Regions from separate parts of the Mus musculus genome. Here all the other regions are linked to region 3. The links are chromatin loops, found by intact Hi-C in ENCODE. Cell type or tissue: left cerebral cortex. All regions are shown on one strand.

What was found. Peaks named below come from ENCODE experiments on the same cell type or tissue, not always from the same donor. Only the 100,000 strongest peaks of a DNase experiment are listed, where the experiment ranks them.
Region 1: it touches region 3 in a loop (11-fold over the local background); 15 of 42 quality-filtered maps call a loop at or near these places.
Region 2: it touches region 3 in a loop (6-fold over the local background); 2 of 42 quality-filtered maps call a loop at or near these places.

What each region holds. Positions count from the first base shown.
Region 1 is chr7:116,641,109-116,649,108 of GRCm38, reverse strand. No RefSeq gene overlaps it. Among named protein-coding and RNA genes, the nearest start is that of Gm46018, 13 kb to the left of the region's middle. In left cerebral cortex, a CTCF peak has its summit at 3,764 (motif pointing left); DNase peaks (open chromatin) are centred at 3,547 and 3,717; H3K4me3 peaks cover 363 bases.
Region 2 is chr7:117,103,933-117,111,932 of GRCm38, reverse strand. No RefSeq gene overlaps it. Among named protein-coding and RNA genes, the nearest start is that of Gm39075, 120 kb to the left of the region's middle. In left cerebral cortex, no CTCF peak of the experiment used is centred here; DNase peaks (open chromatin) are centred at 4,911, 5,764, 6,200, 7,022 and 2 more places; H3K27ac peaks cover 3,195 bases.
Region 3 is chr7:117,376,032-117,384,031 of GRCm38, reverse strand. It overlaps Xylt1 (xylosyltransferase 1), which reads right to left and starts at 3,053. Exons shown (of 12, transcript NM_175645.3): 1 at 2,512-3,053. The coding sequence starts at 2,853. In left cerebral cortex, a CTCF peak has its summit at 332 (motif pointing left); DNase peaks (open chromatin) are centred at 2,974, 3,327, 3,543, 4,933 and 5 more places; H3K4me3 peaks cover 3,715 bases; H3K27ac peaks cover 2,925 bases.

The DNA.
Region 1 (8,000 bases), 730 kb after region 3:
TGGGAGAATGAATGGAAATATGCAGCTGTGGGTGGTGGGGGCAGGGGGACACTCTAGAAAGTCCCAGAGACCTTAGATATGAGAGGCTCCCAGGACTCAATAGGGATGACCTTAGCTGAAATGCCCAATAGTATCCTCATTTAAAAAAGAAGAATCAAGATCAATGTGTGCTGCATGGGGAGCTTTAAGCAAGCATTTTAGAAAGATTCAATGGAGAGCAGTAAGTTGAGGGCTAAGCCACACACCTGGACACCATAATCCAGGACAGAGATGTAAATAGCCTTCACAGGGGCAGTGGGATGGAAGATTTCTCCCAGGATGCTATGAGGATGCTGTCAGAGACAAGACCATGACAGGCTACTGATCCCCTAAGGTTAAAGCTTCCACTTTCCTGTTGCAAGATTTCCCCTGCTAGCCTTACACTGCTTCCTCCAAGTCCCTGCCAAGGCTCATATCTTTGTCTTCAAGCCCCTGGCTCTGTGATACACTGCATCTTGACATTAACCTAAAGATTTCAGTTACTTACAAATACAACAAAGAATCATACATACTTAATAAGGTTAACATCGTCATCGTGATAGGATCGCTTTCTGCAGCTAGGCATCATGCTAGCCTTTAACTCTCAAAGGAAGATGCAGTTATCTCCATTTTGCTCATAGACAGCTGAGACTCCAGGTATTTAAAGAGCCTCAACATTCAACTTCTCGTGGGAGAAGGGGAGGATATGGACCCAAGGATGCTCAACTCTACCTTTCCTTCCTTTGGAACCACATGGTCAGTCTCACTTTAGATCTCTCTTTGCTCATTTTCCATGAGTCTTCCTCTTCTTTGGACTCCAACATGAGCCCATATTCTGGATCAGATTGAAATATCAACGACTACATACATTTTTATTTAAATGTCTCAACCTGAAAGAACATGGTTTCAAGTTTCTCTCCTAAGGGACTCAGTGGAACAAAGTTATTCTATTGTGTAAAATCAGATTAAAGAGTCTTGAAAAAATAGAGATAGGTATAAGGAAGTATGAATGGGTAAATGTACATTTGTGGGGGATGGATGGATGGATGGACAGACAGATGGATGTGGGGAGTGTGAATAAATGAATAAGATGCATGAATGTGTGTGGGGATGAGTCGATGGATGAGTGGGTGGGTTAATGAGTGGGTGAATGGCTGGGTGGGTGGGTGAATGCATGGATGGATGGATGGATGGATGGATGGATGGATGGATGGATAAGTGTGGTTGAGTGGATGGATGAGTGGGTAGGTGAGTAAATAGGATACATGGATTATGAAAGCAGTGGTAGATATGTGTATTGATGTGTCTGTCATTGAGTGTATACATGGATAGACAGATGGATAGATGGATGATATGTATTTACAAGTACGTAACATTTCTATACTTGATCTTGGCAAAGGGCAGAGAAATGATTTTTAAAAAAAGCATAAAGCATAAAAGCATAAAGGAACCACAGGTCAGATGGAAGCCTGGATCGTGGCTGCCATTCTTGAGAGAAAACAGAGTCCCTGGGTATACTGGCTGGTTTTATGTGTCAACTTGACACAGGCTGGGGTTATCACAGAGAAAGGAGCTTCAGTTGGGGAAGTGCCTCCATGAGATCCAACTGTGGAGTATTTTCTCAATAAGTGATCAAGGAGGAAAGGCCCCTTGTGGGTGGGACCATCTCTGGGCTGGTAGTCTTAGGTTCTATAAGAGAGCAGGCTGAGCAAGCCAGGAGAAGCAAGCCAGTAAAGAACATCCCTCCATGGCCTCTGCATCAGCTCCTGCTTTCTGACCTGCTTGAGTTCCAGTCCTGACTTCCTTCCAGCAGTATGGAAGTGTAAGCCAAATAAACCCTTTCCTCCCCAACTTACTTCTTGGTCATGATGTTTGTGCAGGAATAGAAACCCTGACTAAGACACTGGGGCAGGAGTGGAAGTGAAAACTACCCAATATTGCACAAAACTGCACCTTTTAAAGCTTGAGTCACAGGCAAATATCTACTTTTAAAACAAATAGTGACACAAAACTGTTATACAGATATACATATGGATGGGTGAAGGTACAGATGAATAAATCCTAAAACTAGTCAATTTTTAAATAAGTAAATAAGTTTTAAGTGTTAAAAAATTTATGGTTGCAATTGATCATCCTTTCAATCTTGGCAGCAACTTCTATTGGTCTGCCTGGGGATTTAATGCAACATGCAACCAACTTAGTGCATAATCAATTACAACATTTGGTTCTTCAAGTCAACCATGCCAATAACGCTGTTTTTCAAAACCAACTCGACGTCAAGGTTGGCTCCCAACAGGCCTCTCAAGGATCTCTCTACAGGAGCTCGTAGCGGGTCATGTGACATCCATCGAGAGCAGAGAAAAATAAATACCAACTTGCTCGCTTGTGTTTGGTTCTGTTTCTTACTCTTATACAGTTCAGGATTTCATACCTAGTGAAGCGGGGAGGAGAGAGGGAAAGAGGAAGGGAGGGAGGGAGAGAAGGAGGGGTAGGGAAGATGGGAGAGAGGGAGGAAGGGAGGGAGGGAAGGAAACAAGGACCACACTGGGCTGGGTCTTCCTACATCAGTTAACTTAATTGATAGAATCCTACGGACATGGCCCCCAAAGGTCAAACCAATGCAGACAGTCCCTCATAATCCTCCCACACTCCTCCCTGCTGAGTCTAGGCTGTGTCAGTTGACAGCTGAAGCTAACTATCCCAGTGGGAGTGGGGAGAACATGAACAAGGAAAGGGGAGTTGTAGAAAGGGGGTATTGACAGGGGTAGGAGGGAGTTAAGAGGGGTTGAGGTGAGAGTACGCCGAATGCATTATGTATATGTGTGAAATTCAATTTAGACAATTTTTTAAAAAGCAACTTCTTCTAGTTTCCTTTCTATTACTTTGTTGAAACACTCTGACCAGAAGTGACTTAGGGAAAGAAGGGGTTTGTTCAGCTTATACTTCTAGGTCACAGTCCATTATTAAGGGAAGCCAGGGCAGAAACTTCTAACAGAAGCTTAAAGCAGAACCCAGGGAGGAAAGGCAGGTGCTGGATCCCTGGACTCATACTAAGTTTGCTTTGTTTAAATAATCCAGGATGGACAGTCTGCCTAGGGATGGTGCTGCTCACAGTGTGCTGGACCCTCGTAAATTAATTAATAGTTAAGACAGTTCCTCACAGACATGCTAGATAATTCCTCAGGAGAGGCTATGTCAAGTTGACAAAGCTAACAGGACACATTTCTAGAAAGCAGTGGAGAAAATGAACTCTGGTCCATAATAGGTGTATCGATTTCCTTGGTGTTGATATGGGAATGAAGAGGGACACGCTAAAGCTTAGGTTGTCAAATTCAAAGGAGTTGTCGGGATTGCACATCCTGAGAGGTAAACTCCACTCACACCAAAGTGTAGGCTTCCCAGTGACAGTTGTTCTAAATGTTTTCTATTCTAATCCAATACGTAAAACACTATCCAGAAGGAGGCGGAAGCTACATGGGAATAACCACCACCTACAATAAGAACCACGCTGACTGCGTGGGGTGGGAGCTGGCTCCAGGTGAGCCATCCTCCGTTCTTTCCCCTAGGCTGAGATGATGTGGTGGAGCTATCAGAGGCACGAAAAATCACCCTTCTTTTGTTTAGATCTGTGAGGCACAAGCCACAGTTCTATTCCTTCGGGGACTGTTTGTAAATTACACATGTCTCATCAAACAAAATGAAAACAGAAACAAGTGTATTGACAGTGATGGCTCAATAGCGCCACCTTCTGGTGAGTCTTATCCCATTCCACAAGTGTTCATGGACCCCACCCTCTTGTTTATCTGAGTGCAGTCTGAGTCTGGACCAGACAGAGCGTCCTATAAGCTAGAACAATAACAGGAGGCATCTGTAAAGAGAGGGAAATTGGGGTGGCCCTGATACCCAAGCACCAAGGAGCATGAACTATAACAAGCATGCATGGTCCTTTTAGAACATGAGGCTGGAAAGCCAGGCTCAGCTGGTAAACCACTCTCCACAGCCACCACAGGTCTTTATGACAGAAGGTCATAGCATCCCAGTGCCCCCTCTGGACTGGCATCATGCTATAACACACTAACACACACACACACACACACACACACGTCCATTCATCCCTCCTGAGACAGCCATCACAGCCATCTTCACTTTGCAGATCAAAGCATTGAGGTTCCAAGAGGTCACACTGATTCTCAGAAGTGATGAAGTCAATAGAGGCTGGATTTGAACTAAAGCCTCAGAAGCCATACCATGCTCTCTCTGACTCTTCACAAGGATGTCAGAAACAAAACTCTGCTTCTGCTTGTGACAAAAAGTGACAGCCACATGTGACACTGAAATGCCTATGCAACCAGCAAACCATTCCACATACAGCAGAGGTCTCTCCAAAAGCTCTCCAGCCGTGTGCCCCTGCCCTACTGTTGCCTAGCTCTGTGATAAACTGCCATGACCAAAAGCATCATGGGAAGGAAAGGTCTTACTTGGCTTGTGGTCCTCATCACAATCCATCATGAGGGAAGTCTTCCAAGGGACTCAAGCAGGAACCTGGAGACAGGCGCTAAAGCAGAGACCATGGCAGAAGGCTGCTTACAGGCTTGCTCCTCCTGGCTTGCTCAGCCTGCTTTCTTTTACAACCCAGGAGCACCTGCCTAGGGTGGCAACGCCTACAGTGGGCTGGGCCTTCCCATGTCAATCATCAATCAAGAAAATGTCCCACAGACTTACCTATCTGATAAGAGACATCTTCTCAGTAGAGGTTCCCTCTTCCCAGATGACTCTAACTTGTGCCAATTTGACAAAAACTATCCAGGACAGTCCCTCTTGTTACCTGGCCAGCTGATTGTCACATATTTGAGTGACTGGACAATGGGTGTGATAAAAATGGGGGACCTTTATGGGTAACATTCTTCTCTTTTGTGTGTACACGTATGCATGTTCACAGGTGTATATGTATGTGCGGGTACACATGCATGTTTGTGCACGTGGAGGTCAGAGGTCAGCTTCAGTGTCGTTCCTCAGGACACAGTCCAGTTTGTTTTCAGAAACAGGGTCCCTCATTGACTCATCTAGTAGGCTAATCAGGCTGGCCAGAGAACCCCGGGAATCTGCCTGTTTCTGCCTCCCCAGTGCTGGGATTACAAGCGCGTGCACCACCAAACATTTTCCGTAGCATTGTACGTGGGTTCTGGAGATCAAATCAGGTCCTCCGGTTTTCATGACAAACACTTTACCAAATGAGCCATCTCCCCACAATGGTGGATCTTTTTACAAGTTAACTTGACTGGGCAAAGGCATGCCCAACTAACTGGAGAAAACACTGCGTCCTGTTATTTCTGGGTGACATACACCTTCCAATCAATGAACAGACCTAAGAAGCACAGCCGCTCAGTGTGGCTGGGAGGCCTCCCTTCAGCAACTGTAGGAAGAGAGTCAAAGCAGGGGAGGGGAGATTTGCTGCCTTCTCCAGCCCTTAGATACCAAAGCTTCTTCTGCCTCAGGACCTCAGCTTTCCCAGGTCTCTGTCCTGCCGGGGGCAGATTTCAGTATTTCTCAGTCTCAACAGTTACACAAGAATACACACACACATACACGCACATGCACACACATGCACGTAAATACATGCATGCACGTATATGTAAACACATGTGTATATATATGCATATGAACACATATATTATACATAAAACCTAAATACATTCAAATACATATGCTCCCATGCATGCACATATATACAAATGTACAAATACTGAAACATACACACACACTCAGGTATGTGCACATGCATGCATACACCTACACAAATACATACATGCATTTACACACATACACACACATTTATACATATGTAGACACATACATGTGCAACCTTTTTTTTATGTTCCTCTGAAGACAGTAAGTAAGTTTAGGAAGCCTGGAGTCCAAGCCCTAGCAGGAGTACTGAGCTACTCATTTGTGCAAAATTGATTTCTTAATCTTTTCCCTGAATGTGTGCCCTGTGCTGACAGTATTGGGGTGGACCCCTGTCTCCTACTGTTCAGCATGCAGCCTGCTTTCCTTTCTATCATTATCTGTTCTCAGGACCTTTGCACTGCCCGTTACATCTGCCTGGACGATCATTCCCTCAGATGTGTGTGAGGCTCATCTCCTTCAAGTCCTTGCACAAATGCCACCACCGTTATGAGACCAAGCCTTGCTACAGCCACCCCCACAGTGTGCCCCAAGTTGAAGCAACTGCCATCTTCTACAATGAGATGTAACCAATGTCTCGGGTCTATTGTCCGTTTTCTCTTACCAAAATGAAAGAAATAGTATTATCCAGATCCAGTGCTCCCTCCCAAACCTCTTTACCTCTGGGGTTTGAAAGGTTTTGTGGTGTTGGACAATGTTACCAAGAGCTGCAATCAATATCATCTGTGTGGTTTGTGGCTATATACTAAGTGTGTTCATTCATGTTCCATTGCTATAACAAAATACCTATGCCTGGGTAACTTATAAAGAATGTAGGCCATTCGGCTCACAACTCTGAGGCTCAGAGACCCAGGAGCATGGTACCAGCACCTGCTTAGCAACTCCTGCTGCTCACAGCAGACAAGGGTGTCTTGGGGTGAGACGTGTCTAGCTCAAGTTTCTCTTTGTCTTCCCATAAAGCCCCTTATCTCATCATGAGGGCCCACCCTAATGACCTCGTCTAACCACATTGCCATTAACAAATGAGCTTACAGGGTAGGCAAGCTTCTGTTGTGAGCCTGTAGGTACACACACCCACACCTCATGGTTTTGATATGAAATATCCCACAAAAGCTAGTGTGTCCATGGAAGAGTTTGTCCCTGCAGAGCTATGTTCAAAGATGATTGGAGCAGGCAAGCTCTGACCTACCTCATGAGTGGGCTGCTCCCACTGATGGATTACCAGTTTAATGGGCTATGTAACGGGAGGAAATAGGAGCTTTAGGGCATGGAATATACTTATGGGAAATAAATCAGTTGGGGGGTGAGCCCTTGAAGGCCATACTTTGCCTGTCTCTGTCTCTGCTTCCTGGCTGCTTCGAGGAAAATATGAGCGTAGAGCCATCCTCTGGAGCATGGTCAATCTGCTAGGGACCGTATCCCTGAAGAAAATTGACTGTCCCTCCCCTAGTAGGCACCAACTAGGGACAGGACTCCTGACTCCCTCGCCCACTAATCCTGGGATGTTGATTGGCCAGGTCTTGCGCAGGTGCCACAGCCACTGTGAGCTCAGGAGTGCAGTGGTCCTGTCAAATCCAGAAGATGAAATGTCCTCCCAATACTTGGCTCTTACAATCCTTCCACCCTTGTTTCCTGGTCCCTGAACCTTGGGTGGGAGGTAAATGTGTCTGTTTAGGGCTGAACATCCCACAGTCACTTTTCCACCCTTCTGACATTTGCAGATCTCTCAACTAAGCACTAAACTGCATCACTTTTAACTGCAGGCCACCACAGGTCACAGAGATGCAAGGAGAACACAGTGTGGCAAGGCTGAGAAGCAGAGAGGTGCCCGGACCCACTGCTAAGCTGACACTTTCCTGTAGTTGCAGTTATGGGTTGACTATAACATGCCCCTGTTGTGTTACATGTTATATGTTATAGCTTAGATTCCCTGGATGGCAGCACTATTTGAAGAACTTCTAGAAACTTTAGGAGGTGGAGCCTAGTACAAGGAAATAGGTCTCTGGGGGATGTCCTTGGAGTATATTATCCCTGCTTCCCACCCCTAACCCTCTCTGTGTGTCTGTCTCTGCCCTTGCTGTCTATCTCTCTTCATGTCTCTGTGTGTCTCTCTGTGTGCCTGTTGTCTCTCTATGTCTCACTGTCGCTGTCTCTTTCTGTGTCTCTCTGTCTCTGTCTCTCTGTCTCTGTCTCTCTGTCTCTCTGTGTGTGTGTCTGTCTCTCTCTGTGTCTCTGTGTATGTGTCTTTCTCTTACTCTCTGTCAGTGTATGTGTGTGTCTATCTGTGTCTCTCTGTC
Region 2 (8,000 bases), 270 kb after region 3:
GTCTCCACCTGTGTGTGTACCTGCACACATAAATAACATCACATACTAATACTGCCCCTACCAGCCAATAATGCCCTATAAAGCCTCCATACAAATACTGTCCAGTACATAAATACTGCCTCCACAAGCACTCCTCACACAAATACCCCCACAAAAATACCCCTCACATAAATATCTCACACAAAATATCATACACACAAATACTGCCCCCACACAAACACTGGCCTTACACAATACCCCTGCACAAATACTTCTCTCCCCCATAAATTCCACACCTACATATATCTACGCCCCCATATACCCCCTCGTACACAAATAGACATTTCAAAACAGAGGATGCCTTTGCTAACATTGTAAAGAATAGCTCTTGCCTATCGCCAGCTGACAGTGGAGCAAGTCATCAGACAACAGAAACACTCCTGCAGAGCTCCTGGACCACACAAAGCACCACCTTTCCAATAGGTCTGGACATTGAAGATGACAGTAGAAAAGCAGAGGTTTGGACAATGCTAACTTGAAGCACTGGTACGGGCCTGCGTCTTCATCGTGCCTATATCCAGCCCCATGTGCTTTTTTGTGTTCTTAGTGTTACTCACCTCATAAAGCAAAGCGAGTTTACACAGGCAAACAGAGAGAGGACTTGCTATCAGGGAGTCAGGACTAAACCACTTCAGTTCTTAGTCTCACATGGAAACGAGATGAGTGGAAAACTCAGAAAACACACTAACACCAACTGAGGAATAGTCATAACTACCATGGGATTCAGAAATCCAGAGGATAGTGATATGTACATATGAACCATACATGTGGTTTTGTGTGTGTGTGTGTGTAAATATATACACACTTATATGTGTGTTGACATGCTAATGTGCTCAAATGGAGCCCTCAGAAGAGCATTTGGGTGTCATTCTCTAACACCATCGCTACTGGATGCCCAGCTGTTTATATGACTGCAGGATCGGATCCCATTCTCCAGACTGTGCAGCGTGGCATGCACTCAAAGTGCTGAGCCCATGAGTTCTTTTAACTGGAACATCTTCCTTGCTGCTCCAATCAATAGCAGAAATTCCACACCTAAATCTAATTATATTAGTGCCTGTTATCCCCTGGAGCCTCCAAAATGTATGATCAGGCTACTAAAATTATATTTATGTAAAATAATTTACATAATGTACACACATGACTTAGGTAATTTAAATACATCAGTATATAACCACACCCTATCATCTCTGCAGCCATCTCGGGCTATTTACTTACAGGTGGTACTTTTCCACCCTGACGAGAGACCTGTTTTTCTCCACTCTCTCTTGCAGACCCCGTTGACTGATTGGCAGACTGGGTCAGCTATACACATAGGTAAAGGGATATAAAGACACTTGTCAACATATATATGCAGGTTAAATCGTATAGGGAATGCACAGAAAGATGCATGGGTTAAGTATAGTGATATTTGGTTTTCGGTGTTTGGGATGTTCTTTCCTTTCTGTATTCAATAGTACTTTTTAAAACTTAATATACTGGAGCTGCCTTCAGCCCTTTAAGAGGACCAGAATGGCATCCATGATAGGTAATTTAAAACAACCAGCTCCAAAGGATTCAACACCCTCTTCTGGTGTTCAAGGATGCTGCATACATATAGCATACATTCACACAGACAGACAGACTCATATATAAATAAAATAAATAAAAAATTTTAAATGCCTGGGCTTAGTGGCACATTTCTTTAATCCCAGTACTTGAGAGGCAGAGGCAAGCAGTTCTCTGTGGGTTTGACACAAGCTTGGTCTACATACATACTTTTCTCAGAAAATAAAAGCTTGACAAACCATTCATTAAAAATGCACTGGGTGTGAAATTGGTCTTTATGGATATGTAGAATAAAATAAACATGGTACCACTCAACCACATAAAAATGCAAAACGGAAAGAACAATATAAATGAGCATTTATCCCCCAATGATGCACAAGATTTTATTCAATACCTAAAATTCAAAGGAACTTGAAATATGTTTTCTTCTTTTTAATAAATCTACTCGAGATAGGTGTTTGGTAGGTTGCTCACTGATGCCAATCATACATAAATATGTGTATTGCATAGGAAAATTGGAACTGGAGAGATGGTTCAGTGGGTATGGTCCTTTCTAAGAAGTATGAGGACTTGAGTTTGGGATCCAGAACCTATATCAGAAACCAGGCAAGGGAGCACATGTGGGTTATCCTAGGGCTTGGAAGATGGAAGAGACAGATGGGCACCTAAGGTTTGCTGTTCAGGCAGCCTAGACTCCAGGTTCAGTCAGAAACCCTGTTTCAAAGCAGAAATGATGGCTAATTGCCCGAGGAACAATATGGACATTGTTGTCTGGGCTCTGAAGTCTCTAGTGCCCACACATATGCACCTGTACTTCACAAGCACCCATACACAAACATATGCACAAATTAAATATATGTCTTACACAGAAAAAATATTCCAAAGATTATCTTGCTGAGGCTGGCAAGGTGGCTCAGAGGGTAAGAGCCCTTGCCACCAAGCCTGATGCCCTGAAGTTGATCTTCCACATGGTGGAAGGAGAGAACCAACTCCTGCAAATTGTCCTCTGACATCCACATACATGTTGTTGCATGTATACACTCACAAACATACACATGATTGAAGTGGAAACTTAGGGCTCTTTGTGAAGTCGGTTCAGTGGTGTTTTGCTGGGGCAAACGAGTGAAGGAACATTGAGCTGAAGTGGACACAGGTGAAAGGCTGCGGCAGACTCGTGAAGAAAGGTTTAGCTTTAGCAGAACATCCTTTCACCTGTGTCCACTTCAGCTCAATGTTCCTTCACTCGTTTGCCTCAGCAAACCACCACCCAACCGACTTTACAAAAAAAAAAAAAAAAAAAACCAACTTAAGTTTCCACTTCACATGACACATAAAAAAAAATGTTTGAAATGTTATCTTTCTAGCCAATTAGTTATCATTCAAGCAGAAGAAGAGGTCAATAGACTAGAATTAGTTTATGTAAAGAATCAGTTATGATAATATACCTAGACAACCACTGTAATCTAACACAAACTCCACAGGGAATCTGTCACTGTCTGTCTGTCTGTTTGTCTGTCTGTCTATCTGTCTCAGTCCCTCTCATACCCACACACCTTACCAGTGAGCATCTAACATATATAAGCCAGCTTTTTGCTCTTGACTAAGGCATCAGCAACCAAAGCCAACACACTGAGGAAAGCAGAACAACAGCACAAACTTGGATGTTAACGCTGACAAACAAGTGGCAGACAAGAGCTTTGCACATTTTCCAAGCTACACCTTCCCACCCACCACAGGCTGTCAGCAGAACCCCAGCAGGGTGTGAGTCATCTCCACACAGGAGCATAAACAGAGGGGACTCCCCAGGCTAACCAAACACCCTTCAACACCTTCATCAGCCCCTGCTCTGTCGCCACATCCAAATAGGACATTGCCTCTAGCCTGGTCTCAGAGCCTGAGGACATTCTGAGCCTCTCAAAGCCCCTGCGTTCCTCATCACCAATACTGAACTCTTCCATTCTCCAATATCATCCCTGATCTCTCATGCCTGAGTCAAGGGCTCATTCCCTGTTCTTCCTCAGTGTCACACAAGGTCCTTCAGGTATTAGTCCTATCATCCCAGATTCTACACCTAACCCTTCTGATCAGCCACCTCATAAAAGCACTCCAACATCCTATCTGACACATCTTAGCATGTCCAGTGCCTGACTCTGAGCATCCAAACCCACTCTTTTCTTGTGTGTCGCTTACAATGACTGAAGAGAAGAGATGATGACAGGATGAGCCTCTCTTCTAGCCAGGTTTATAACTTTGTCAAGCTCATCTCTGTACTGGAGACAGTTTTCTCAACTAATATTCCTGTGTTCAAATCCTAACTTAGCAGGATGAGTGACTTACTTGACGATACACCTAGGAGTAACTTCTACCTCTTCCAACTCCTGCAAATCCCATGGCATCAGCTGCTACAGCAATCCACCCTACTTAGACTTCGGGTTAGTTGAGGTCACACACCTCCATTTGATGGCTAATTTTCTTTGTCAACTTGATACAATCCAGAATCAACTGGGAAGAGCATCTCAATGAGGAGTGCTCTGAATTAGTTCTCCCTGTGGCCATGTCTGTGGGGGATTACCTTGATTGTGTTAACTGATGTTGAGAGATCCAGCCCACCTGTGTTTGGGTCACAGACTGTGTAAGAGTTCAGAAAGTGAGCTATGACCTCACAGCATGAATGTGTTTGTTCCTCTTTACTTCTGACTGTGGATGTGGTGTGACTAGCAGTTCTAAGTTCCTGCCACCTTGACTTCTAGAATGGGCTGTAACCTGGAATCATGAGTTAGCATAAGCCTTTCTCCCCTAATTTGCCTTTTGTTGGGGCATTTTTATCATGGCAATGGAAATAAAAGTCAGCATCCCCAGGGACCATCTGTGATGATGGAGAACATGGGTCTCTGTCCTGGGTCTCTGTTCATCTTCACTGGCTGGACTGCACAGGTCAGAAAGCAGAACACTGGTAAAGACAATGTCTTGGGTACTACCCAAGCTCACATATTCCACCACTGCCATCTTTTATGGGACTTGTGTTCTAAATTAGTCCAGCAGAAAATGTGTGTTTTCTTGTTCCTATCTGGATGAACTTCATCTGTGAGATGAAACAGGTGACAGCCATCTGCATGCACATTGCCTCTGTACGTGCCTTCCTCGAGACACATCTTTGGGAGAAGAGCTGGGGTGTGAAGCCAACCAACGCCCCATTGCACTCGCTCCCCTCTAACTTTTAGACCTCACTGCATACTCTTTTCCTCTTCCTGCCTGGGCTGAGTCTTGGCGGCTCCTGCAGCAATAAGGGGAGCTATTTCAGGGAAACAGTTGATACTTGGCGAGTCCTCCTACAGACCAGCAATAGCTGTTCGACATGTTAAATGCCTCCCAGATGGAGATGCTTAGCATTTGTAGGAGGAATAATTTGGAAGAGAAAAATGCATTTGTCTTTTGGCATCCTGTGGATTCTGACATAGAAGATAGAGAACACCGTGGGACTTGCCATCCACATGTCAGGGTTTTCTTAGAATTTTGCAAGTGCTGGGTGACCGCACTGCTTCTTCCTCTGGAGCTATCAAGTTCTGGAAAGGGTCACAGCACAGGGAAAAGTGTAAAGAGCTGAGTCTCTGAGGCTTCAGGGTTCCCAGAAAGAAACAACACAGGCTTAGCCTTCTGTCTACCATTGGCAGACGCTATAATCATGTGGACCAGGGGGTTGGGAAGATGGCTCGGTTGTAATGTGTCTGCTGTGTTGTGCAACGACCAGAGCTTGATCCTCAGCGCCCATGGGCATGCACATGAGAAGACAGACAGATTCTGAGGCCTGCTGGCCAGTAAGCATAGTTGAGTCGGTGAGCCCCAGGTGAGGGTGGGGGGCTCAAAACTTAAAGTAGGTAACTCTTGAGGAACAATAACCAAGGTCAATCTTTACCATCTGCATGTATGCACAGGCATATGCACATGTACCAACACACACACACAATCACACAATCACACAGATGTAAGCAGTGTACCTCCACACACATACAATCAATCACACAAACATATGCACATGGACATGCACCCTCCCATATTATACAGTGGTGTGGACCTGATGATCCTTTTGAATCACATCTGTTATATACAGAGAAACTTGAGAAGTCTATGACAAACAAGCAGAGACAGCTAGGGGTTGAGACTCCAGGGTCCTAGCTGTGTTCTGCCTTCAACCTCCTTTGTAGATAAAGCAAACTACCTAACCACCTTGCCTCAATTTCTCTCTGTGTCTCTGATAATGGGTGGGATTAAATAGCTTTTACAGTCTTTTCTAACGTAAGAACTGTGCTATAGCTCTGGCGTCCAAAGGACGGAGGTAACATTATTGATGTGGAGGAATAGTGAAATTGTCCTTTACTGTGAGCTGCCTGATGCAAGAAAGAGAGAACGCCACTGAATTATTCATCATGTCCTACTATTCACGGTGGGGACAGAGTATATCCTTCATTAAAAAAAAAAAAAAGACTTGAATCTACAGCCCCTTTCCTGATTCATCCTCTTTATACCCACAGATCCCCAGGGTGCAAAGAGTCTCACAAGCATGGTTTTCCTTTGGGTAGGCATTTGAAGTGCTAGTGTGGGGGATATGCACAGAGCTTTCGAATGAGCCCAACTCCAAAACCCAGATATATTTTCTTTGCCATAGTGAGGAATTTAGGCAGTCAGAGGGAGTTCCCAGAGGGAACCACCTCCCATGAAAAGAAGCAGCAATCAAAACTGGCTTTGGCAAGGATGCTTCCCACCCAAAGGACACAACCCAAGCTTCCCACCCTCAGCTTCCCAAATTTCAACTCAGGCTTTGATTTATTAGATAAACTAGATGATCCTCTTGTCTGCTCTGCATCACTGCCAATAGTAGGGTCCAGAGAACAAGCGGGTGGCAACCAACCACCAAGTTCACAGGAGTCCTGCTGTCATTTGAAGTGTTAAAGCTCACGGACTTCTGTGAGCTTGGCTTCCTACCACTGTGCTGATTGTATCTACTTTCTCTGAAGGTTAGTTTTAATTGTTAACTTGACACAATCTAGAATCATCTGTGACAAGGTTCTCAGTGAGGGATTGTCTAGATTCAGTTAGCCTGAGGATATTTCTGTGAGAGATTTTTATCAACTGGGTTAGTTGTGGTGGAAAGGCCCACCTTAAAAGTGGATGGAATTGTTTCATATGCTGGTCAGAATTTCATAAAGTGAAGAACAGTAGCTGAGCAGTAAGCATACATGCATTTTATTCTTTTGAGTATGGGCCCACCTTTTGTACTGAGGCCAGCCTGGTCTACGTATCAAGTTCCAAGCCAGCCAGGTCTCCACAGTGAACATTTGTCCCACAAATGACAACAAAAAACCAAAAGGCAACTAGGGGTCTGGGGTGTAATCATGCAAACCTAAAACCCTAGAATTCCAGGGGCTGAGGCAGGAGGATCCTTAGTTCAAAGCCAGCCTTGGCACTGCGTCAAGGCCCCGCCTCAATCAAAACGGATGTAAAACTGGTAAGTGGATGAATGAGGGTATTTATTACTGGCTGCTTCCGGATCCCATCCTGGCTTCCTGACAGTGATGAACTGGAACTTGGAACTGTGAGCTAAAATGAAAACAAACTCCTTTTTCTAAGTTGCTTTTGTTGTTATTGTTAGAGTGATTTTTCAAAGCAACTGGAAAGGAAACTAGAATCCTTGTTTGTTTGTTTGTTTGTTTGTTTGTTTAAAGCGAAGGGTTTTTCCTTTTTTATCACTAAAAAGAATTCCTCAAAATTTCCTAGTTCCTCATAAAGTCAGACATCAATAATGCATTTTAAGGCTGTGTGGGTTTTTCCATTCTTGCTGTCCTATGGCAGTCCTCAAGGGCAGCCATATTGAATCTCAGCACTAACAATCTTGGTCAATATACAGAACAATCCTAGAATCTTTCAGGGTTTGGCCAATAATATCTCTTGGGGCTTATTCCCTTAGCCAGGGACTTGAAGAGTCTACTAGCAGCCAACTCATTTCACGTGACCTTGCAGGAGGTTCGTAACAGAAATGTTATGTTGGGGAGAACTTTTTTTCCCCCACTGGTTTTACTTTGCAAGCCTGGAATCCTCTAGAGAAGCCGGAACCACTTGAGGTATTAGGACAAACAGCAGTGTATTCAAACGCAAACCTCTGTGTTGTAAGGGACTACAACAGTCATCTAGCCCTCTGAGTGACATGTATTCCTCCTAAGAAGACTGCTTTAGAATAAGCTGTGTGTCCACTGGAGGAACATGTTCACACTGTGTTCTTAGAAATCCAACCCTGATGGCCTGCCATGGTGACTCATGCCTGCAATCTTAACATTCAGGAAGACAGGAGGGTTGCTGAAGCTGAAGGCAACCTGAATGGCAGAGGGGTGTGGGGGAGAGGGAGAGGGATAAGGAGAGGG
Region 3 (8,000 bases):
AGCACAGAAACGAACATCACTGTCCTAGCATACAATTCCACAGTATTTGCAGAAGCCATCTGGAAAAATATCAGGGAATGTGTGTGTGTGTGTGTGTGTGTGTGTGTTTGTGTGTGTGTGTGAGAGAGAGAGAGAGAGAAAGAGAGAGAGTGTGTTAGTTCTGAATGCCACCCTGAATCCCTTTGCAGCATCATGCATACAGTCAGCCCAGGCAGGGTCCAAAAATGAATGGCAAGTTGTTAGCAGTCTGTGGCTCTCTCAGCCTGTATCCCAAGCTCCAGCTCTGATGGACTTTGGGAACAGCCTGCCCCCTTCTGGTCTCCTTGAGCTCCATGAAAGGGCAGGGCTTGGGGTGGGCACACCTTGAGGAGGACAAACAGACCCCTAGCTCTAGCCATCCTGTGCACACTGCAGCTCCTGGGGCAGGATGTGAGACAGGAGGAAGAGAGGAGAGTGCCGTGCATATGACAAAAAGTCCAGGACCAGCAGGACCGGACAGTTGAGAGCTACCAGGAATGGGAAAGTGAAAGAAAAAAAAAAGCACAAAATGTATTCATATACATATACATTGGAAGCTAAAAAAAATGGAGACATTGGAGGACACTGTCGGGAGGATACACCTAAACCCACAGATAAAAGCAAAATTGCAGACAAGCTCCGCTGCTAGGACTGGGGATCTAAAAACATGGTTTAAAGGGGAAGTGGCACCCCACCCCCGCCCTTCCGATTCCAAACCTGATGTGACTGGGCTAGGACATGAGAGATTACTCCTAGGTGAACACACATGGAGGGGTTGTGCATCACTGCTCAGACCATCGGTGGGGAAAGAAAGAAACCAACTGCTTTTTTCTTTATAATTCTCTCACTGATCTCAACAGGTGGTCTATGTACCCTGAAAGTACCTCCTGAATCCCCTTTGCAAAAGGTACAGTGAGTCCCTCCCATGGTCCCCTCCCCACCCTGCCTGTTTCCACACTGGGCCAGCACTAAGTGCGCCTAGTCCCTCCCACCTCCCAGTAGGTCTCCAATTTTAGGAAGAACATGTAATAGCGTTTTTGTTTTTGTTTTTGTTTTTGTTTTTTGTTTTTTGTTTTTCCAGTTGGAACACATGATCAACTCCAGGAGTTCAAAGGCAGTGAGTGCCTGGGTCCCCTTGGACTTGGGGACATTGAGAATGCTCAGGTTCTCATGCACAAGCATCACTACAGGTGAGGGTAAGACTTCTCCTTGGTAGCTACAGAGCAGCCAAATGCTCTGTCAGATCAAGTCCTGAGACTGCTTTAGCTCACAGACATAAAGAGCTGTGCTCGGGCAACAAGGGTCAAAACAATCCTGAAGAACTTAAGCACATCAGAAAGCACTTCTGACACAGCTGTGTAGCTGTGTCTAGGCAGTCTTCAGCAAGGGCTGCCGGAGTGACAAGCAATAACAAGGACTGTTCCCTTCCTACAGATCCTAGAAACACTCCCCCGGTAGCTACCGTCCTTCAGATGCTGGGCAGTTCTCTGCAGGGAACTGGGATGATGGACAGAGAATCACATGGCATATCACACCAGCCCAAAGACAGACAGACACTCATTCCTACGCAGAGCAGAGACCCTGTACAGTAGTTACGGACTCAGATCTCCTGCCCTCCTAGCTCAGAGAAAGGTGAAACAGATACCCCAAAGAAGTTGGGGATAGAAGAGGAAGACAAGCCGGTGCCCCACCTAGCCAACCAGATGGTACTAATAGAACTGGAAGACAGTTTCAGAGACCTGACTATTCACATCCAAGAAGAGCAAAGCACACTGGGAGGTGTGGTGATAGCGTGGCCAGACAGACAGACAGTAAGTGCAACTGACCACCCATGTCAAGTCAGAGACAGCCAGCTGGAACTAAGGGGCAATACCTGGAGGTGAAGTCAGGGAGGGCAAGAAATGGCAAGGTTAGGGACTGAGGAAGGTGGGGACTGGGGAAGGTGGAGAGAGAAGTAGATTCCCAGAGGGGAAAACAGGACCCAAAGTCAGATCAGGCTTGCAAGACCCAGTGTTGATTTGGGCACCAGGGACATGGTGGAGGACTTAACACACTCATTCTCAGCCCACAGCAAACAGCTCAGACCAAAGAGGCTGCGTGGAGAACTACCCTTGAGCAGCGGCTGAGGATCCGGTCACGATCCGATGCACGTACTCGAGTGGAGAGTGAGGCATCAACGCCCCCACCCAGAGAGCAAGTAGGACGCCCAGAAAGAGTGATAGGAAACAGGACCCCCTAGAAAGCGAGTCTCTTCTGGAGCTCACTTTCCAGACCCCAAGGGGGCGGTCCTCAGACTCCGCACAGAGCAGCGCGGCTCAGTGCACGACCCTGCAGCTGCCCAGGGCAGCCAGGGCAGTCAGAGGCAGCCAGGGCGCAGAGTCCCTTCGGATATCGGGACTTGTGTGGCCAAGACCAATGTGAGGCATGGGTAGGGTCGCCCATCTGTCTCTCTGTCCGCGGGGCTCGAGATCCCCTTCCCAAAGGGCACCTTACCCTCGCCCGGGAGGCTAGTGCCCCGCGGCTGGCAGGCTGCTGTGCGCGGGCTCCTCCGGGGCCGCCTCCCCGTGCTCCTCCTCCGCCGGCTCGGCCTCCAGGTCCTCCGCGGGCTGCGGGCAGATGGGCAGCCAGGTCCCTGCGCTCCCGGCGCGGGGCCGCGGGCTGCTGCTGCTCGGCTGCTCCCGCCGCTGCCCCCGCGCGCCGCTGCTCTCCAGCCCCGGAGTCCAGGCTGCTGAAATTCCACACCACCAGCGTCTGCAGCAGCAGCACCATGAGCGCCGCCAGCAGCGCCGAGTGCGAGCGCCGCGCCAGCCTCCGGGCGCACGGCGCCGCCACCATCTTCCGCGGCGGCCCGGGGCGAGCGGGGTGCCGGGACACCCCGGTGCGCGCTCTATCCCGGGGGCTCCGCGCTCGGGCCCCGCCGACGTCGCCCGGGCTCGCCGCTGCTCCTCCTCCTGCTCCTCTCCTCCACCACCTCCTCCTCCCTTTCCTCCTCTGCCGCCGCCGCCGCCTCCTCCACCGCCGCGGCGCGGAGTTTTCAGACGGGCAGGGACCCGGACGTCACCAGGAGGAGGGGAAGGCGGGAGGCGGGCGCGGGGAGGCCGCGGAGGGGGCGCGGCGCGCGCGCGCGGGGACACGGCTCGGAAGGGAGCTGGCCCCTCGAGATTCCCTTTTCCCTGGGTCAGGGTCCCCAACCCAACCCCCAGGGTTCTAGGGCGGGCGTTAGGGGTACCAGGGCTGGGGAAGGGGCCACTAGGGACGCGGGCCCTGAGCAGAGGGCGGGGCCTGGAGGAGGAGCCGAGGGCAGCGTGGGGAGGAGAAGGTGAGGGAGGGGGTGGAGGCGAAGGAAGCAGACAGACACCCCCCAGAACAGGCGTGGGAACAAGGTACGGGTGCGAAAAGGCCGGTGCAAGGGGTAGAGAGACGGAAAGTGGAGGATAGAAGAGTCAACAGGGCAGCTCAGCTTGCAGAGGTCAGGAAAAGGGAAAGAAGGGTCCTGAGAGTCTGTGTTCCATGTGGCAGAAAACTGGAGGCGGAGTTGCAGGAGGCGCGGAGTTTTCCGTCCCGGCATCTTTGGCTGCACAGAGAGAAAACCTTGGCAGGTGGAGATGGGAGAAAACGTAGGAGTGTCACAGGTCCTGGCTCTTGTGCAGCCTGGGATTCCTGGATCACTGACTGAAACGATGGGGAGGAGGTTCTCAATGACTCGCCGAGGTTAATCAGCACAAGCACTGCGACTTCTGAGTCACCCCCCCCCCCTTCCAGGGCCAACCAAAGATTCAGGGCTCATTGACTCACTTCTCTGGTCCCCAAAGACTCACAATCCAACATCCTCCAAATCCAGTTGGCAAGTGAATGCTTTGGTGGCTAAAGAAGTTTTCCAACCCTCCCTGGCCACAAGCTGAAGTCTCCCTCCCAGCCACAGAGCCTCCCTCCCTTAACGCCCTTCTTACCATCCGCCCTCCTGATGTCTGACTTGCTGTGTGCACTAGATTCAGAGCTGGGTCAGCCCAGCCTTGCTTTATAAGGAGAAGCATTTTCCTGGACTGACTGGTGACCTTGAGCCACCAAGACTGTCCCCCTTGACCTTGTTCTGAGCTCTGTCAGTGAGAGTTTGGAAGGAATAATCTCTCTGAACTCAAACTTCATCCAGCTCTCTCTGACTCAGTCTTATAGACTTCCCCTTTTGATACATAGCATCTATTAATGTCTGCATGTGAATGGGACTGATGTCTACCTATGTCAGTGAGCTGGGGACTTACAGCGAATTCTTGGTCTTTTGTCTCCTGCCCTTTTAAACATCACCCTGGTTTGTAAAGGGAAGCGAGTGGATATGTACAGAATCTATCAGAGAGCAAGGCCAACAGTGGCGAGAAGTGGACCCTTCCATCCACTGCACCAGCATATTAGAGCACTGATGTGTGCCAGATGTGGGATCAGGTACAAGCATCCCAAGGTGACAAAGGGTGCCTCTGATCTACAGTCAGCTAGAAGGCCAGAGAGTCAGGTGTAGGTAGGTATGGAATCTCAGAAGAAAACATGACCATCGTCCCTAGAGAGATTTGCAAAGGAGCCGTGGGTTCATGAGAGTGCTACTGGGATAGCTGTGTCCTCAGCCAACCTGCTACCCTGACAGTCTACAATCTGCTCCAGGGCCCCCTCTAGCTCTGCAGCCAGGGACAGAGGCATTCCCACTTCATCAACAGTGAGACTGTAGAGGAGAGGCAGCTCCCTGGTTCACCAGTCTCCTCTTATCTGCATATCAGTTGGGAATATTTATAGTTTGTGTAATAAAACACCTGGTTTAACAATCTAAAAATAAGCCTTACTGGATTGTAGAACTAGTTATTGCAGAGCACTAACTCCAGGCATGGCTTGATCCAGCAACCTAGAACAACCACTACAGAATTTTCTCTTCCTTTCTCCTCTCTTTCTCCCACAGTGTCTGTTCACACTGGAACATCACAAGAGTCCTAGATTCTGTGACTTAGACTAGCTGTAACTTATTCATCTGCAGTCCAGGATTCTTTTAGAAGATGCAGAGAGCGTTTTCTTACAGAGTAATTTTTAGGTCCTAAGTTACCCCTAAACCAGTCACAAAGCTCAGGAAGTCAGATCAAGGAAATGAATCTAACCAGGGTTCCTAGATACACCTCTGGCCTTGGGGTAAATCTGTTATCTCTGTAGCCATTCAAATGTTCCATAGAGCCATGTGGGAGTAGAAGAATGGCTTCCCTCGGCTGTCCCTGAAGTCTCCATTGAGCTTCCCCGACCATGGTCAAGTCATCTTCCCCCACCCCGCCCCGCCCCAAGAACTTCAGGGTTCTTAGTGCTAAATGAGTAGCAAGAGGTCATGTAAACATAGCCTCCAAGTCCTGCCCTGGCTGTGTGGAATATTCCAGCCCCCAGCCCACCTTTGTCTCAAGAGCGCTTCTGCACTTTGTCTGTAAAGTAACAATGACCTGTGCTTCCTCCACATGACACAGCTAACAGCAGTCCTCCAGGGGCCAGGCTGTGATTCAGCTCCCTCAGGGCCCTAGTGCTTCAGTACTGAGGTTAAAGATCCTGGGCCCAAATCCCTGGAGAAGCAGAGTTGTTTATCTTGACTCATACATAAAAAGCCACTCAAGAAAGAGGTCCAGTCGCCCTGGGCAGGTTAGAGATGCCATAAACAGCTCATTTGATGGGTTTTGGAGGAAAATTTACCTGAGGTGGCATCTGGGATTCTCTTCTTCTGGCTCCAAGATGAGTAGCCCTTCAAACATTTTAGAGAGGTAAAGATGGAACAGATAGCTGGGAGCTGGGGTAAATTAGAGTATCTAAAATGCCCCATCTCAGTATGGCTGGGACATCCAGAGTGTGGGTACCCTAAATTTGCTGAACTACCAAACAGAAATAGCCCTTTTGCATTAAGAGGGACAGGAGTTTTCATTTGCAGTTGTGCATAGAGAGGCAGGTGGCCTTGATGGATAAGAAAGAGGCCAGGGCCCTGCTTGAGACTCGGCAGTGCCTCTAACCACTGTATTCTGAGTCCTCAGGATTTTCGAAGCTCAGTTTTTCACTCCACAAAGATGCATGGAACCCTATTACACATAGGCGTCCTGCTGGGCAAGTGGAATCTGGAGATGATGAAGATTCCCCAAGGAACCTTTCTTTTTAAATGTGGTTCCCCAGCTCCCGTGCTATGGGCCCCAGGAGACAGAGCTCTAGGGAAGTTTCGCCTGATTTGTGGGACTCTCAACCACCACCCCGAATGCCAAATCTTGTTTCTCCATCCCTTCAAGGATGGGAAGGCTGAATCTGTCACTGGGCATTGTGAGTTATTGGGTGTGACCAGTCCTGAGCTAGCAATTGCAAAGGAAATGGTTGGGATAGTCTTCACCCTCAAAGAACTGTCCAACAGGACAGAGGGACAAGACATTTATTTCACTGACAGCAATTCCAGGATCAGTGCACGGAGCGAATGAGATAGATAAGAACTAGCTTGCCCAGGCTTAACGAGCGCATGTGCACATGCATGTGTGTGTTTGTGTGCATGAAAGCCAAAAGGGAACCTCAGGGGTGGGTTTTTTGGTTTGTTTGCTGTTTATTTCTATTTGATTTTCAGCCTGGAAGTTAAAAAAAAAAAAGCTATGCTGCCCAGAATCAACTGCCCCCCACCCCCACCCCAGGGCTTGCTATCTTCTGTGGTTTCTGTGGAGTCAGCTTCTTTACCAGCTGGTCTATCTCCCCTCTGCTGCATTTTAACTGAGTTTTTAAAATATCTATTGTTAAGTTCTATGCCTCAACGTCCTCATCCATAAAATGGGGCTTAAAATAATGGGAGTTTATTGACACTTTTTTTAAATGTAAGGATTAAATAAGCTAACTCATACAAATAACTTTTTGCATCCCTACTGATCAAGTCAACCTTGGTGGCACACACACTTGGAAGATCGAGGCAGGGGAATTACCAGTTTGAAGCTAGTCTGAATTACCAGTTTGAAGCAAGCCTCTTTCTATCAAAGTTAAGTGGCTAAAAGCATCAGAGGGGAGAAAGGTCCTCTATGGAAGGCTCCATGGAGGAGGCTGTGTAACATCAGGACCTTGTGGTGTTCCAGTGTCTCTTTTGCCTCACTTCTTTATGCCTGCTCTCTCTGCTATTTGGTATAGTGCAAGGCCTTGGGTGAGCTCTGGATGTGGAATGAACATCCATCAATTGCAGGATTGGGGCCAGGTGAAATGAGCCAGGGGCATTCTTCCAGAAAGAAGCGGCACCGTTTGGGGCCTGGTACAGACCCAGGTTCAAAACCCATACCCAGCAACATTTTCATTTCATGATGCGTGAGCAGGATGCCCAACATCTTTGACCCTCAGTATTGTAAAGCAGAAAAGTAAAAAAAAAAAAAAAAAAGACTCAAGTCTTCCAGGGCACATGAAAATGGTGACATTGTGTGTCATCTATTTCTTGTGAAATAGAGGGATTAGCCAGTGGGGGGCAAAAAGACTGTTAGCTGGGCCACCACCTGATCACCAAGTTAAAAAAAAAAATTCCAGACCTTTTCAAATATTCCTGCCTCGGGGTTCTGGAGAGCCTGGGCTTCTCACGCCTCCTTCTGAATTTAAATCAACTTCAGACTAACAGTCAAATTTAGTGAGGTATATGGTTTCCGTTTTAATCTCTATCACATGTCTCTTTCTTGTTTTTATAGTTGGTTTTTACCCAAATGCTACCAATTGACCCGACTTTGCTCTTCAAAAGAATTTTTTAAACTCCTCCTGAGTTTCACTTCTGCATCAGCACAGACGCTGGAAGCAGGTGGCTCACCTGCGTGTGCTTGATGATGTGAGACTTCAGTACGGAATACCTCCACCCACGGGATCCCTGACTGTCTTCAACAAATGCCCACGAGCCAGGGGAGTTCTGAGCAGCAGGATCATAGAAACCCCTCCGGAGTGAGGGCTGTGGGTAGATGCCCCATCCCACCCAAGGGAAGTTAAGTGGC